2 separate regions of the Mus musculus genome follow, and region 2 is linked to region 1. A link is a loop called in an ENCODE intact Hi-C map of the cell type or tissue named here. Cell type or tissue: left cerebral cortex. All regions are shown on one strand.

Region 1 (8,000 bases):
AATGCTATTTCTAATTCTCAACACGGATTTCAATTTTTCTTAGTGTAATCTATGCACTGTACCCTTCATAGTTTTCAACACTGAAGATTTAAGCCAACTTTACATTTTTTTCTCTGATCTTCCTTAAACATTGTCTCAAAGTCCAAAGTAATAATTTATTTGGTGTGTGTGCTTTGGGGAAGTGGACATGAATATGTGGGTGTCCATAGAGACCAGCAGTGTTGGATCCCCTAGATCTGGGTTATAGTTATTAACCACACCCAATATGGGTTCTTGGAATCAAACTCAGGTTCTTAGTAATAGTCAATAGTGGTTTTAACTTCTGAGCTATCTCTCCAGCCCTGCTGTGTGATTTTAGATGAGTGACATTTGGATACTTTTTTGTAGTAGTTCTTTCATAATTATCCCCCACTGTCAAGTTGACACAAATCTACACACACCCAGGAAGAAGGGATCTCAGTCGAGGAATTGCTTCGAGCCGATCAATCTGTACCGCCAATCAATCTGTACCATATCCCGTGAGGCATATCTTCACTGATACCTTATGTAGTGTGGCTCAGTTCACTATTGGTGGTAACTTTCCTAGGCAGGGGGCCTGAGCTGTATGGGAGAGGTAGCTGGATGCGAGCCTGGAACAAAACACATGAGCACCATTCTGCTCTGGTTTCTCTTCATGGCTTCCCTTCATGATGGACTACAAAAGGTAAGATAAAATAAACCCCTCTGTTCCTCAAGTTACTTTTACTTATGGTATTTATCACAGGAATAGAAAAAAAACAAAAACAAGGCCAAATTCTCCTAGTTTGGTAGAGATTTCATTGAATGGTCTTTGTAATGGTCAACTACCAAGTTGTGGGTATTTATTAGAAGTTATTGCTTGTTGGCTACATGTATACTTTTTGTTTTTGATGGTTTCCAGATTAAAAGTTGCCCACAGTCTTTGATAATGCTGAATAAGTTGACTTTACTTTGGCAAAACATCCAAGGTTTGATTTACCTAATGAATTTTGTCATTCTTTAAGTAAGCAACATAAAAACATGTTGTTTTAAAATGTATGTGTGTATGGAATGCTGGTGTGCAGGTCACACATGAAACTTGGGTGCCATCCTCAGGAAGACTTTGAGGTAGACTGTCTCATTGGCTAAAGCTTACTAATTAGTCTAGGTTTGCTAGCTAGTGAGCTGTCCATTCTCCCATCTCTGTGTCCTCAATTCTGGAATTATAATCCGCCCTCCCTGTTTCTCACAAGTTCCGTGATTCAACTCAACTTCTCATACTTTCTCTACCAGATGAAACACTTCCCATTCCAGATGTCTCTTAAATGTTTATTTTCACTTTTGTGTGTGTGCCCAGGGAACTCAATTTAGTGCCTTCCTTGTGCACTCTAGGCAAGTACTCTTATCTCTAACCCCAGGCTTAAAATCCCCAGTCTGATTTCTTGCCTTCTGTGCCTCATTTCATATAAGTACAGGAACAGTTAGTTGCAGAACAATATAAGGCCACTAATTCCTATTGTTTGTCGCTGATTGGTTTGTCTTTTGGTAAATATTTAAACCTTTATTATATACTTTATGATATTAAGTCCTTGTTAAGGGCACAATGTCCTCTGACTTGCATTAAAGTATCTGAGTGATGATGTCCTAGGTGTGTTAGCCTCTATGATCAGCCTTTTTCTTTTCTATTCTTAAATATCACAATAATGTTTTGGCAAATAAACATGATTCATTACACTATGATTTCTTTGATACCTAATCCTTCCTTTCTATCTTCCTTCCTTCTATCTTTCCTTCCTTCTTTCTTTCCTTTGTTCCCTTCTTGCTCCTTCCCACCCTCTATTCCTCTTTTTTTCTTCCTTCTGCCTTCCATTCCCATCCTTCTCCTATTTCAGTTACTTCTATTTTTTTCTGCTGTCTCTAGAATTCTCCATACCTCTCTCTGTTCACATTATATTTAATTCAGCTTCCGTTTTCTTTCTGTCTTATGTAATATGGCTAAGTCTGATTTTCTGCTCAATAATTTGTTATTTTGGCTGTGCTCATCCCAACCGTCACACTGAGCTTGGGGACCTTAGAGGGAGAGCTGGTGGAGGGACTGAAGGAGCAGAGGGGGATTGCAACCCCATAGGAAGAATAATGTGGGCTGCCTGGACCACCCAGTGCTCCCATGGACTCAAGCACCAACCCAGGAGTGTACAGAGAGGGACCCATCCTCCAGATACATATGTAGCAGAGGACTGTCTTATCTGACATCAATGGGAGGGAAGGCCCTAGGTCCTGTGGAGGCTCAGTGCCCTAGCATAGGGAGATTGTGGAGGGGTGGGGTGGGAGTGGGTGGATGTCTGGAGGATCACCCTCATAGAGGCAAAAGGGAGGTAGAAAGGGCAGATGGGATGGGGGTCTGTGGTAGAGTAACCAGGAAAGGGGGATAGTGTTTGAATGGAATGGAGGGATTAATAAAAATAATAATAATGGAATGATTAATAAATAATGATAACAATAATGGAATGATATAATAATAATAATAAATTATTAGGTCAAATCTCTGGTCAGTGATTCCATTTTACATTCTTGGAAACACAGTAAGTTTTCCTAGATTTTAGTATACTAACTGTTGGACAAAGCAGGTATTGAGAATTAGAGCTCAGGGTCAGAAGGACAATAACTACAAATCTATTTCCTGCCATGTTGAGTTTTCACACAAATGGAGAATATTTTATTCCTATCGGTGGCTATGGTTTTATCAGTATGTACTTTTTTTTGGTGGCCAAATGGCCAATGATGAAATCAGCTCAGGAAAAGCAAAAGGGGAAAATATACAGAGTTCTTTCACAATAAATATTTGTGGACAATCTGCTCATCCCTCGTGTTGCTGTTCATTTTGGCTTTATTTCAGTAGGCTTGCACTGTAGGTACTTTTCTGACTGTTGGTGTGATCTCTCTCTCTCTACAAGGTAGGTGTTTTATTTTTAGGAGTGTATTCTTTCCAGTGGATTCTCTCTGAGCATTTATTGGTCCATTTCTCTACTCTTCTCACCACATGGACTCCTTTCTCTTTCTTTCTTTTATTCATCATTACATCCACTTCCGCCTCTTCCTTTCTCGTCTCTAAAATCCTCATTTAGGGAAGAATGAGGTGAGAGTTTATTGAATCTACTACGTTGTCTCTAAAATAATAAATTAGCTGTATTTTTTCTTAAAAAGAAAAAAAAAGACAGGAGTTAGCAAAAGCAAACGTTTCCTGCCCTTCGCTCACTCCATTCCATCCCTATTCTACAGTTTTCTAAGATATGCAAAATCTTGGGTCAAGATTTGAAATGTGTCTAAGGAATTATTCTTTCTCCTCTACTTGAGGCATTGTTCCAAAGAATGATTTGAGAATGTATTTATTCACTGCATCTTCCTGACACATCCCTTAGTTTTCCTATGTTTATACTTACCATGCTGGCATCTTCCTTGCCATTCCGTTAGTTTAATTATTTCTGTAGCAGTGGAGCTCATATGTTCACAGATCTCTCAGACTCCTGACATTCAGTAGTAACTGCTTAGAGTCTAATTGCTTGAAGAAGTAGCACAGAATTGAGAAAAATTCACTTTCGTCTGTTTTCTCCATAAAAATCCAGAATTCTAAGGGAGGAGTTGGCTTTCACCATGTTTCTGTGACAACTTACATCCTTTTCATAAAAGCAAACAGTGCTTATTTCTGGGAGGAAGTGAAGATAAACTTTCTTCCAGTTCTTTTGATTTTCTGTATTAAAAAAAATCCAGCTATATCAGTTTAATCCTTATTTATTTAAACACATTTTCTGTATATTTTATTATTAAAGAGTAATAGTAATAAAATATAAAGGGAAATACCTAAAGATAAGACTCCTGAGCCATCATTCAGTGTTTCTGCAAATTCGCTAGGATGACCATTTAGACATCTGGAAGCAAAATCTCTTTTCAAGTGATTCCATAAATAAAATCCATATAATATTGTTTCTAATATTTCACACCTAACAGAACTTACATTAAATTCTTTTAAGTTATAAAGCAGATAATGTTGCAATATCTTGATCTCAAGAAACATGTGGGTTTGTAGCTTCTTTGTTCAGCTTCAGCAAGTTTTCCTCGAGTAAAGTAATTGAAGTAAATAAGAGATATTTTCCATAGACTTTACATTGAGAAGGGGGAATCAAAGGACAGGGGTTAGACTTTCAGAGTCAGCATTGCTATGTGAGGTAGTGAGGATTTAATCTGTCAACAATAGTTTTGTTTTTGCTTTTCATTTTTTTGACTAATAAAAAAGTTGTTTCTTGAGGTCTCATGCTAAACGGAGTGGGCTTCTTCATAGAACAAAAATGGCTCTGTGATGAGGAAAAGAAATAGCAACTATTTAAGGCACATGCCTACTTTGGTATAGACATGTACAACATTCATTTGCACATACATTGCTAATGTTTTCCTCTGAAACCTTGTATTTCTTCACACATTTGCTTAACCATATGCCTTTGATGACAGTCCAATCTCAAAGCATAGCTTCTTATAGAAAATGAGAAGTATAATTAAGCTAAAAATTTAGCCTAGTCTGTAATGCATTTTGATTTCTCATGAGGGTCTAATCCAGTTTATGAAATGGTTCCAGATGTGCAATCTAGTTCCAGATCTGTTTTTATGTGTGTATAGAAATTCTAATGTGAAATTACAAAAATATAATACTTATATTCTTTGTTATGGAAGTTCCATTTGGAACATCATCTTGAAATTATTAAGATCATGGACAATATTGTTCAGAAAAATTTCAGTTTTTAGTTTTCTATTAGTGTTTGAATGAGTGGCAATGATCTTTGGAGCTCTAGGCTGCCTATATTAATCTGAGAGATGTAAGATATTCAGATTTACTCTCTTTAATTTTTATTTTATTTACAGAGACACCTAACAATATTAGGGGTATGGTGTCTTTGTTTCTAGTTATTGGAATGTGTATGTTTCCTAAATCCATTTGTGTCTTTATTTAACAATGTGTCACATATAATGGTGGAGATTATAAACATTATGATGAATGTCCTGAAAGAGATTACAGTGAGACAGAGGAGTTGGGATGATGTATCCATTGTTAGGGTCCAGTAAAATGTAGCAAGATGAAGACCCAGGGCAAGGGCATCCTAAACTGAAGATTTGTGATAGCCAGGATATAAGTGCAATGATGGTAGAGAGAGTTTCAAACACTTCATTTCTCCATCGGAGGAAAAACTAATAGAGGGGCTAGATGAACCTGGGAAAGTCACCATCAGCAAACACAGTAAAAGCTTTTCTGAAGTTTCTGTTAGGAGTTTGTAAATTTCTTGAAACTGTAACAAAATCAGATGGCTTTAAAAGTATAGTGATTTGGACCAAACACAATTATTTACATTATAAAGAAACATGGTTCAAATAAAGCTAAGCATATCTTTACTGTTGTGATCATAAAAAGAGAATGAGCTATAAGAATATGTTCTAGCAGGAAGTGGGGGATGGGGGTGCCTCAGTGGGCTCATGCCAAGGCATCCCTTCCCCCTGAGGGACCAGACACACACTGGTATAGTATAGAATAGAGTTTATTTAGGGCATGGGAAAGGGAGTCAAGTGGGTACTAGAGGCAGAGAAAGGCAGAGAGAAGGAGAGAATAGAGAAGCAGAGGCCGGCCATGGCCATGTGGAGAGTGGAGGGAGGGGAAGGGAATGGGGAGAGAGGGGGAGCAAGAAAGCAAGAGGCAAGACAGAGATGCAGGAGTAAGAGAGAGAGGAGGGGGACAAGCAGCCAGGCCTACCTGGCCATTTCCAGGTAACTGTGGGGGATAGAGTCCAGACAGAATGCCAACAATTACATCTCCAAGTAAATGGAATGTGTTGAGTCATCAAAATATCTAACAAACAGGACTTATTACTCCTATGCTCACAATAAGTTCAAATGGAAACAGTTTGAATCTCTACCAGTGCACAAATGCATAAATGTATTTTAGCACATTCACACATTGTAGAAAACAGGGACAGGATGGTGTAGATGTAGCTACATCTAAACTCAGAGGTGCAACTTTGAGAGACAAGCCAGATATGAGAGACAGCATGCAATTAATGTTGGCCCTACAAAGCCCACAGTCAAAATGAATGTATTTTAATATTTTTATTCATCATTATTATTGTGTATGTATTTCCACGAATTATGCCTCTAAAGGTCAGAGGATAACCTTGTGCATGGGTTTCTGTGAACAAATTCAGGTTGTCACAGTTGTTTTGTAGGCGTATTCACTTGCTGAGTCATTCAACCAGCCCCAAACTAGGTATCCTTGAAAAGAAAAATTTAAAGTGTACATTTATTTGTAAAAATATTTTTTATGGAAGTAGGCCAACAGGGGCAGGGATTATAGAAGTTCCTTCATAATCTTGGTAGAAGAACCAGGATTCAATAACAACAACAAAGGCTGCTATTCAGTTACCCCTTGGAGAGTCAGTTTCTTTGAATTTGAGTCGTTGACCTCATCAATATGGCATTTATTGTAAAACCTCAGCACTCTCAGAGCCAAGTGCCAGGTCCTCCATGATATATAAACATTCTGTTTTCCTTGAGCCTGGAATCCCCCTCCCATATACACATAAACGCACGCACGCACGCACACACACACACACACACACACACACACACACATACACACATGCACATACACGTAGAGGAGCTATTTTTCTCCTAACTCCCATCAGAACAACTATATCTAAAGATCTTTAAGTGGTACTTTTAAAGCCAACACAAAGCATTGTTTCTTTAAGGAGTACATTTTGATACCGGAGAAAGTATAAAATGTGATCCATCAGGAAAGATTTATGGTTAGTTAAAATCATATTTCTAAGTTTAACTTTGTGTTTTTCTATTTTTGTTTACCATCTTTTTTGTGTTATTTTATTATATTATCATTTCCTTTCATTAATGTGCCTAAAATAGAAATACGAATGCTGTTTTTCACTTTAATCAAAGTTGCCAAGTGTCTCAGTTAGGGCTTTATTGCTGTGAAGAGACACCATGATCACAGCAATTCTTATGAAAGACAGTATTTAATTGGGGATGGCTTACAGTTTCAGAGGTGTAGTCCATTATCATCATGGTGGAAAACATGGCAGAATGCAGGCAGGCATGGTGCTGGAGAAGGAGTCAAGAGTTCTACATTTGATCTGAATGCAGCAGAAGGAGACTGTATGCCACACTGGGCATAGCTTGAGCATAAGAGAATTCAAAGCCCACCCCTCAGAGTGACATATTTCCTCCAACAAGGCCACACCTACTCCAACAAATTCACACCTCCTACTAGTGCTACTCCCTATGGACAATAATTCAAACACATGAATCTATAGGGGACATATCTAATCAAACCACCACTCTAAGGTTTCAAGAAAAGTGAACAAAGTGATTAAACAAGCCTTCACTGAGGAGGGAGGAAGGTAAAATTCCAGAAAGAATAGACTAATTCTATTGCACTTGCTTGCCTGACTCCCAGAAGTTCAAAGATTGACCCTGTTGCTGAAGACACCATGCAATATAGACATAGAGTCTAAATGTTCCTCAGCTGAAACTTTGCATCATTTGGGAACACACACACGCACACACACACACACACACACACGCACATAAGAAAGCGAATGCCATGCAATCTTCCAAAGGAGGAAAACAACCAAATAGTCCTGACCAGCTATGATACTTATTGACAATAACAATGACCATCATGGCACAATAACCCTAATTGTTCAGTGATGGCATGCATATCTCAGCAGTACCCAACAATTATCTAAGTGGAATTAAGATTTTCTTAATAAGAAGGAAATATCCTTGATATTGGAAACTTGGCCAATTACCCATGACTACTGATGTTTTTGGAGGGGAAACTACAACTGACAGTTTACTAAATCAGTATAATATTGATGTACATTTTAAACATTTGTTCTTATACCTGCTGATAAGTGTGGTTCTTACCCCTAACCAAGGAAACTTCTTTT
Region 2 (8,000 bases), 85 kb after region 1:
GTCTGAAGTTGATACCTTAAGACTTTTGGAGATTTATTTATTTATTTATTGCATCTGTTGTACTCCTTTAACTTTGGTTCACCACCGTTTAAAGCAGATAAGTTCTACGCATGCCACGCCCGTTCTTGAGCCCTGTAGAATGAGGATAATAAGACTCATAACTGTACATGCAGATTTAGTTCTCTTCCTTTAATGCTAACTTGTGTGACAGACCTGGAGGAGTTCATTTGAGTTCTTCTTCTGTTGTAAAGACGTAATATACACACTAAATCTATTTTAATTCTCCCTTATTCAGCCTCACAGCAAGATTTCACACATGCAAATGAGTTTGTTAAGGGGAAAAAAAGCTTGTAAAAAATCTGTTAGTTTAATTTAAGCAGTATTCGGATGAGAGGACCAATTTTGCGTTTTAATGCTAAATTAATCAAATAACTACCCCAGCCTTATGATAAATTCAGTTTTTAATCAGGATATGGGATTTAAATATTTTTTAGACTGTATACTGAACAGTGATATGGCCACAATAGTAAGTGTTCACTCTTATCACTATAGTGTTCAGTGGAAAGAGAGGGAGACACACAGATACATTTTAGTGTAGTCTTATAAAGAGAGGTTACATGAGTTTGGGGAGTATCCAATACAAATTATTAAATATGAACACAAGTTATTTATAGCCAGAAATGTAAGCAATTTTCAAAACTACAAACAAAACTTATTTACCTGAAGGCATACAGTTTGAATTCTGAATTTATACCTAATACGATGATTATGCTTAATTCTGTGTAATAAAATTTAGATATTGGGTAACAACAAAATGTGTATATAAGGAATGCCACTCTCTTGGTGGGTTTCCTTTTGTTTTTTGTTTTTTGTTTTTTGTTTTTGCTTTTATAATTAAATGTTGCTACAGAGCCTAGAAATATCTTTTCCTCTTTTTATGGTATGTGAACTTCTTTGTTAACTGGTAAACTCATTTCTGGTAGCTAGATAGAATGGTCTTATTAACTCTATCCACCCTCCCAATTTGGGGTACAAAAATAAGAAAGAGACAATATCTTGTCATGGTATCCTATTTTATTTTTATGTTTTGGACAGTTGCCATTCATTAAACATCTAGGATCCTGATTTTAACTTTGCAGGACATGTAATTTGAGTTTTTTTTTTCTTTCTTTATTGCCTATGTAGGAATTGCTTGCTATTACTGGTATATTAGGATTTGATTATAGATGCCCTTTTGTGATGACTTGATTAGTCAATATCATCTCACATCTTAGGAAGAGAAGTCCACTCACACTGATGAGATGTTAATCATATTTTTAAAGCATAGACAGAATGAAGATTTAAACTCATGGGGAACCATCCTCTATTTTATTGGTGCTTGGCTTTGTATTAGTTACGGCTTTGTTCTTTTCTCTGCTTTTAAGAACTTGAACAACGCCTCTCACACTATCCTTTTCCCTTGTCTAAGTATGTCTTAAATCAGACTAGAATAATAGTATTAATATGGCATCATTCTTCTTCCCTTTAAATTGAGACTTTATTTTTAATGAAGGAAAATTGCTAATTACAAGCATTGTCCTGTGTAGATCCATACACACTAACTTAAAACAGTTCCATATCTGTGTGTGTGTGTGTGTGTGTGTGAGAGAGAGAGAGAGAGAGAGAGAGAGAGAGATGGTCAGATTATATTCATCAATGAAAATTTTTAGAATAATTATATATTTTTAAAAGCTGAATCTTTTGATGCCTAGAAGAAACTCACTTCACCAGTAATAACACGCATAGCCTGAAGGAAGAGATGTGGAAAAAGAGACAACAAGGAAATAGAACACAAACAGTATAACCTATATTTACAACTGGTAAAATAAACTCTATATAAGAACTTATGAAGTTAAACAACTCATTAAACATTGAGACATGGCCACATAGAACCTTCACCTCCATGTTGTAGTGTTTTTGACATGGGAAGGTATTCTGCAGGCTACAAAAAGAAAAACTGTAACACCAATCCAGCCACAAAACCATGGAAAATAGTCTGTCCTGCCTGCAAAATATGCTACAGCAATGGTGGCACACAGCTTGTGGAAATAACCAACCAATGGCTGATTTTACTTGAGGCCCTTTTCATGAGATGGAATCCATACATGATATTGCTTGAGTGACCAAGAATCAGAGACTAGATAGCCCAGAGACCTAGGGTAAAACCAAACACTACTGATCTAGAAAAAACAACCAAACCAAACCACCAAGCAATAAAACGTCTCCTAATGATATTCTGCTGTATTCATAGGTTGTGCCTTTACTCAGCAGTCATAAAAGAGGCTTCGTACTATGTATATGGGATCGAACACAGAAACTTATACAAAGAGAAAAACAGGGAGGAAAGGAGGGAGAAAGGGAGGGAGAGGGAGAGAGAGAGAGAGAGAGAGAGAGAGAGAGAGAGAGAGATATCTTGGATCACAACTCTAATTGAGATGTCTCCATCATGTTTCTCTCCTCAGAGCTCAGGGAATCTTTTGGGAAAGAAGGGAGAAAGAGAGTGGGAGACAGAGAGGGAGAAGGAAAACAGGAAAACAAGGCCTTTAGATAAACTGAACAATGGTCACATGAACTCACAAAGACTGAAGCAGCAAATACAGGGTCTGCATGGGTATACAACAGATCTAGTGGGCCTTTTGGTTTAGAACTCTAAGCCAAGATTACCACCTACAAAGATCTATGGAGAACCATACATTATTAGGCTAATTTGGAAAATAAAACCTTACAAAGTAGGAGTGTCATATGTAGTAATAAAAAATTAATTTAATGAGTGTAAGTAGTAATTTCAAGTGTACATACATCAACTTTTGAAACATATAGTTATAAGATGGAATAATATTAGGTCCAAATGTAAAGATAGATTCTGATATAATTAAGGTAGGAAATTTCAACTATTTCAGTCTTATTGCTGGAAAAATCATCAACTCAAAATCTCAACGGAGAAATCTTAAACTACACCATAGACCAAAAGATCCCCAAAACCTGATATTTACAAACCATTTGTTCCATATGTGAAAATTATACATTGTTCTCATGCTACTTGAAGCATTCTCTATGCTTTTATTTTGTACCACAAAGCAAATATCAACAAATTAAGATAGTGACATCCCTTCTTTAATCTTACTGGCCTCAAGAATATGAAGTTACAAATTAGCAAAAAAATGTTAAAGATTGTGTAAGTACTCTGGAATTCAAAAACATGCCCTAGAAAGGCATATGTATTACTGAGGCAGGGGGAGGGGGAATGGGATAGGAAGTTTTGGGATAGGAGACCTGGAAAGGGGAAAATGTTTGAAATGTAAGTAAAAAAAAAATATCCAGCCCCCCCTCCCCCCCAAAAGGGAAGAAAATTCACCCAAGAGGAGTAGACAGCAGGTAACAATCAAACTCAGGGGTGAAATAAACCAAGTGGAAACAAGAAGAACTATTCAAAGAATTAACCAAACAAGGAGTTGGTTCTTTGAGAAAATCAACAAGATAGATAAACCCTTAGCTAGACTCACTAGAGGGCACAGGGACAACATCCTAATTAGCAAAATCAGAAATGAAAAGGGAGGCATAACAACAGATCCTGAAGAAATTCAAAACACCATCAGATTCTTCTACAAAAGGCTATACTCAACAAAACTGGAAAACCTGGATGAAATGGACAAATTTCTAGACAGATACCAGGTACCAAAGTTAACTCAGGATCAAGTTAAAGATCTAAACAGTCCCATATCTCCTAAAGAAATAGAAGCAGTCATTAATAGTCTCCCAGCCAAAAAAAGCCCAGGACCAGATGGGTTTAGTTCAGAGTTCTACCAGACCTTCAAAGAAGATCTAATTCCAGTTCTGCACAAACTATTCCACAAAATAGAAGTAGAAGGAACTCTACCCAACTCAATGTATGAAGCCACAGTTACTCTGATACCTAAACCACAGAAAGATCCAACAAAGATAGAGAACTTCAGAACTTATGAATATAGATGCAAAAATCCTCAATAAAATTCTCACTAATTGAATCCAAGAACACATTAAAGCAATCGTCCATCCTGACCTAGTAGGTTTCATTCCAGGGATGCAGGGATGGTTTAATATACGGAAATCCACCAACGTAATCCATTATATAAACAAACTCAAAGACAAAAACCACATGATCATCTCGTTAGATGCGGAAAAAGCATTCGACAAGATCCAACACCCATTCATGATAAAAGTCTTGGAAAGATCAGGAATTCAAGGCCCATACCTAAGCAATCTACAGCAAAACAGTAGCCAACATCAAAGTAAATGGTGAGAAGCTGGAAGCAATCCCACTAAAATCAGGGACTAGACAAGGCTGTCCACTCTCTCCATACCTATTCAACATTGTACTTGAAGTCTTAGCCAGAGCAATTCGACAACAAAAGGAGATCAAGGGGATACAAATTGGAAAAGATGAAGTCAAAATATCACTTTTCGCAGATGACTTTCTTAATTACCATAGCACACCACAAATTATCTCACCTATTCGAACAGATTCAATAGGAAAATCTTTCTTAAATTTTTTATTGGATATTTTATTTACATTTCAAATGTTTTTCCATTTCCAGGTTTCCTCTCCACAAACCCCTTATTCCCTCCCCCTTCCCTGCTTCTATGAGGGTGCTCCCCCACCCACCGACTCCCAATGTTTGGCCCTGGCATTCCCCCACACTGGGGTATTGAGCCTTCCTAGGACCAAGGGCTTCTTCCATTTGTTTGGTAGTTAAGTCCCTGGGAGCTCTAGGGAATTTTTGTACAAGCTAGTACTACCCAGACACCAATACCTGACAGCCATAGAATCAAAAGAAAATTGTCAGTATTCTCAATGAAAATTGATTAAAAAAAAACCCAAAAACAAAAACAAAAACCTACTAGGAAGCTGAGTTGAGCAGCTTGCTGGAAGAACTATGCAAATGATCACATGGAATTGAAGCACACACAGTTGAACACACACAGACGTCTGCATGTAACCTATCAGATCACATCACAGGCTATTTGCATGTAAAGTATCAGATTGCCACACAGGACAACAACCTTGTGATGGTTTCATCGGATGTGGAGAAAGCATTTGATAAAGCTCAGCACCCACTCATGATAAAACCACTCAAAAAAAAATCAAGCCTGGGTAGAACATACATCAACATAGTAATGCTACGAATGAGAAGCCCACAACAACCAGAATGAGTGGATGAAGCCGACTTTCTCCTCCATCCTAATACTGTCAGTCCTCCAGTGTGAAAACAGAAGGAACAAGACATCTAATTAGCAGGGAAGGGCAACATTGCTCCTGCATGTAGGTGTCATTATTTTAAACATTAAAAAAAATACATCACTCTAGACTGGTTTTAAATAATATATAAATTTAGTAAAGTTCTATAATACTACATGGCATTTTTATAACTCAACTGAGTTCATTGAGAAGTTAATCAAGGACACAGTCTCACTCATAAAAATTACCTGAAATAAATTTAACTAATGAAGCTAATGATAAAAGAATAAAATTTAAGAATTCTTGCTGGGCTAAGTTGAAGGAGGGGGTGGGAGGGGAGAGGAGAAGAGAAGAGGAGAGGAGAGGAGAGGAGAGGAGAGGAGAGGAGAGGAGAGGAGAGGAGAGGAGAGGAGTAGAGGCTGGCCATGAGCAAGTGGAGGGGAGAGGGGAATGGGGAGAGAGGGGGGAAGGGACTAGAGGGCAGAGCTAGATCAAGAAGGCCAGAACAAGAAAGAGAGAGAGAGTACAGGGCAAGCAGCCCCTTTTATAGTGAGTCAGGCATATCTGGATGTTGCCAGGTAACTGTGGGGTGGAGCTTAGACAAAATGCTAACAGATGGGATTATGTAGAGTGGCCCTATCTCAAAAATAAAAATGAAACAAACAAAAGTATTTCTAAATATACAAGCACTAAACAGCAAGAGCTCCTGGACACACTAAGCCAAGATGGATGGTGACAAATCCACAAAGAGACATAAACAATTGCAATTACGTATTTCAAATACCCTTCTGATGTAATCAATGGTCAACCTATACGTAAAGCCCTGAAACAAACTGTTTGATGGTCAGTAACTAAAACCCAATACAGTTTTATGGAATCTTAAGTTTTGATCAAGGAATTTTTTGTGGGCATGAGATTATTGATAGTCAGAATCTTAATTTCTTAATTTGGTCCTCAAATTATGATTGCTTTGGCAGATTGGGGCAGCAGCCCTTGTCCGTGTTTGTGACTTTCCACTTAACACTGCCTATGTAACATTCCCTTGTTATGTCATTCTTAGTTTCTTGATCAACATGTAAGAACAAGTATGTTCCAAGTCACTGTGAGAACTTTTAAATGATATACACAGGCATGGGTGGGGATGATGGAGGGGAAAATCACAATGCTTATTGCTATTTCATTTGTCCATCAGAAAAATCATAGGATGTCATAAGTAAAAGAGATAAATTAGAAAAAAAAACCAACGTTTTAGGAATAAGAACAATAGAATTCTCTTCAGTGTGCTTTTTTCTTCAAAGTCCTTCTAATATACAAACATTTCCAGTCCCCTTGGTGGTGGAGTGTAAGCTCACTGTCAGTATATTGATCGCAAGGTTAAAATGCTTCTATTTTTATAAATTTTGTGTATTTTTTCCTCCAATTTTTTATTAGGCATTTACTTCATTTACATTTCAAATGCTATCCCGAAAGTCCTCTATCTCCCCCCCCCCCCCGCCTACCTCCCTACCCACCCACTCCCACTTCTTGGCCCTGGTATTTCCCCTGTACTGGGGCATATACAGTTTGCAAGACCAAGGGGCCTCTCTTCCCAATGATGGCCGACTAGGCCATCTTCTGCTACATATGCAGCTAGAGACACGAGCTCTGGGGGGTACTGGTTAGTTCATATTGTTGTTCCACCTATAGGGTTGCAGACCCCTTTAGCTCCTTGGGTACTCTCTCTAGCTCCTCCACTGGGGGCCATGTGTTCCATCCAATAGCTGACTGTGAGCATCCACTTCTGTGTTTGCTAGGCACTAGCTTAGCCTCACAAGAGACAGCTATATCAGGGTTCCTTCAGCAAAATCTTGCTGGCATATGCAATAGTGTCTGCATTTGGTGGCTGATTATGAGATGGACCTCCAGGTGCGGCAAGTGTCTGGATAGTCCATCCTTTCGTCTCAGCTCCAAACTTTGTCTCTGTAACTCCTTCCATGGGTGTTTAGTTCCCAATTCTAAGAAGTGGCGAATTGTCCACACTTTGCTCTTCCTCCTTCTTGAGTTTCATGTGTTTTGCAAGTTGTATCTTGGGTATTCTACGTTTCTGGGCTGAAACTCTGTTGGGATATTTTTGTATTCCTAAGTGCTTAATTAAATGCTTGGGTATCTGCATTTTGTACATATGCACACACCTGCCCCCACACACACCCATGCACATACACACAGACCTCCCACTGTCTAATAGCAGCTAAGATATGTTTAAAAATAATTGCACTTTGAAACTCAAGGGTCTGTTTCACTCTTCATTATTGGAAGAACCTGGTATTAGCAGAATGTAGGACAATGAACCAGTCCACATGGACATACTCTAGGGAAGGAGACAGGCTTGCAGAACGTATCAGTGCAAATCCTCTCAATGTCTATGCTCATCTTTCTTCTGATTTTAGATTTTCTTTGATAGAAGTAACTGACATTTTTAAAAAATGTTATTAAACAGAGGTTACAAATTCTGTAGTATCATTAAAATAATGATTAAAGTCACAAAAGACTCAGTTTAATATTCATATACTTTGCAATCAGATAGAGCTGAAAGTCAGTGCCATCTGTGGACACCATTGTCAAATGTGCTACTGTGAAAAGAAGAACACTCACACTCTTTTTGAGAAGAATAATCCTCAGGTAAAACTCTATTAATCCTCACAGATAGGTGTATTCCCAGGATGTCTGTCATAGCCAAACATGCGTTTAATCTGCAATGAGTGATTTG

Evidence for each region. A loop is a pair of places that touch in the nucleus more often than their neighbours do. Peaks named below come from ENCODE experiments on the same cell type or tissue, not always from the same donor. Only the 100,000 strongest peaks of a DNase experiment are listed, where the experiment ranks them.
Region 2: a loop joins it to region 1, with 2.4 times the contacts of the local background. A loop is called at or near these places in 2 of 42 quality-filtered maps.

Annotation. Positions count from the first base shown.
Region 1 is chr16:63,034,008-63,042,007 of GRCm38, forward strand. No RefSeq gene overlaps it. Among named protein-coding and RNA genes, the nearest start is that of Gm33912, 180 kb to the right of the region's middle. In left cerebral cortex, no CTCF peak of the experiment used is centred here; DNase peaks (open chromatin) are centred at 3,473, 4,443, 6,092 and 6,180.
Region 2 is chr16:63,118,650-63,126,649 of GRCm38, forward strand. No RefSeq gene overlaps it. Among named protein-coding and RNA genes, the nearest start is that of Gm33912, 95 kb to the right of the region's middle. In left cerebral cortex, no CTCF peak of the experiment used is centred here; a DNase peak (open chromatin) is centred at 227.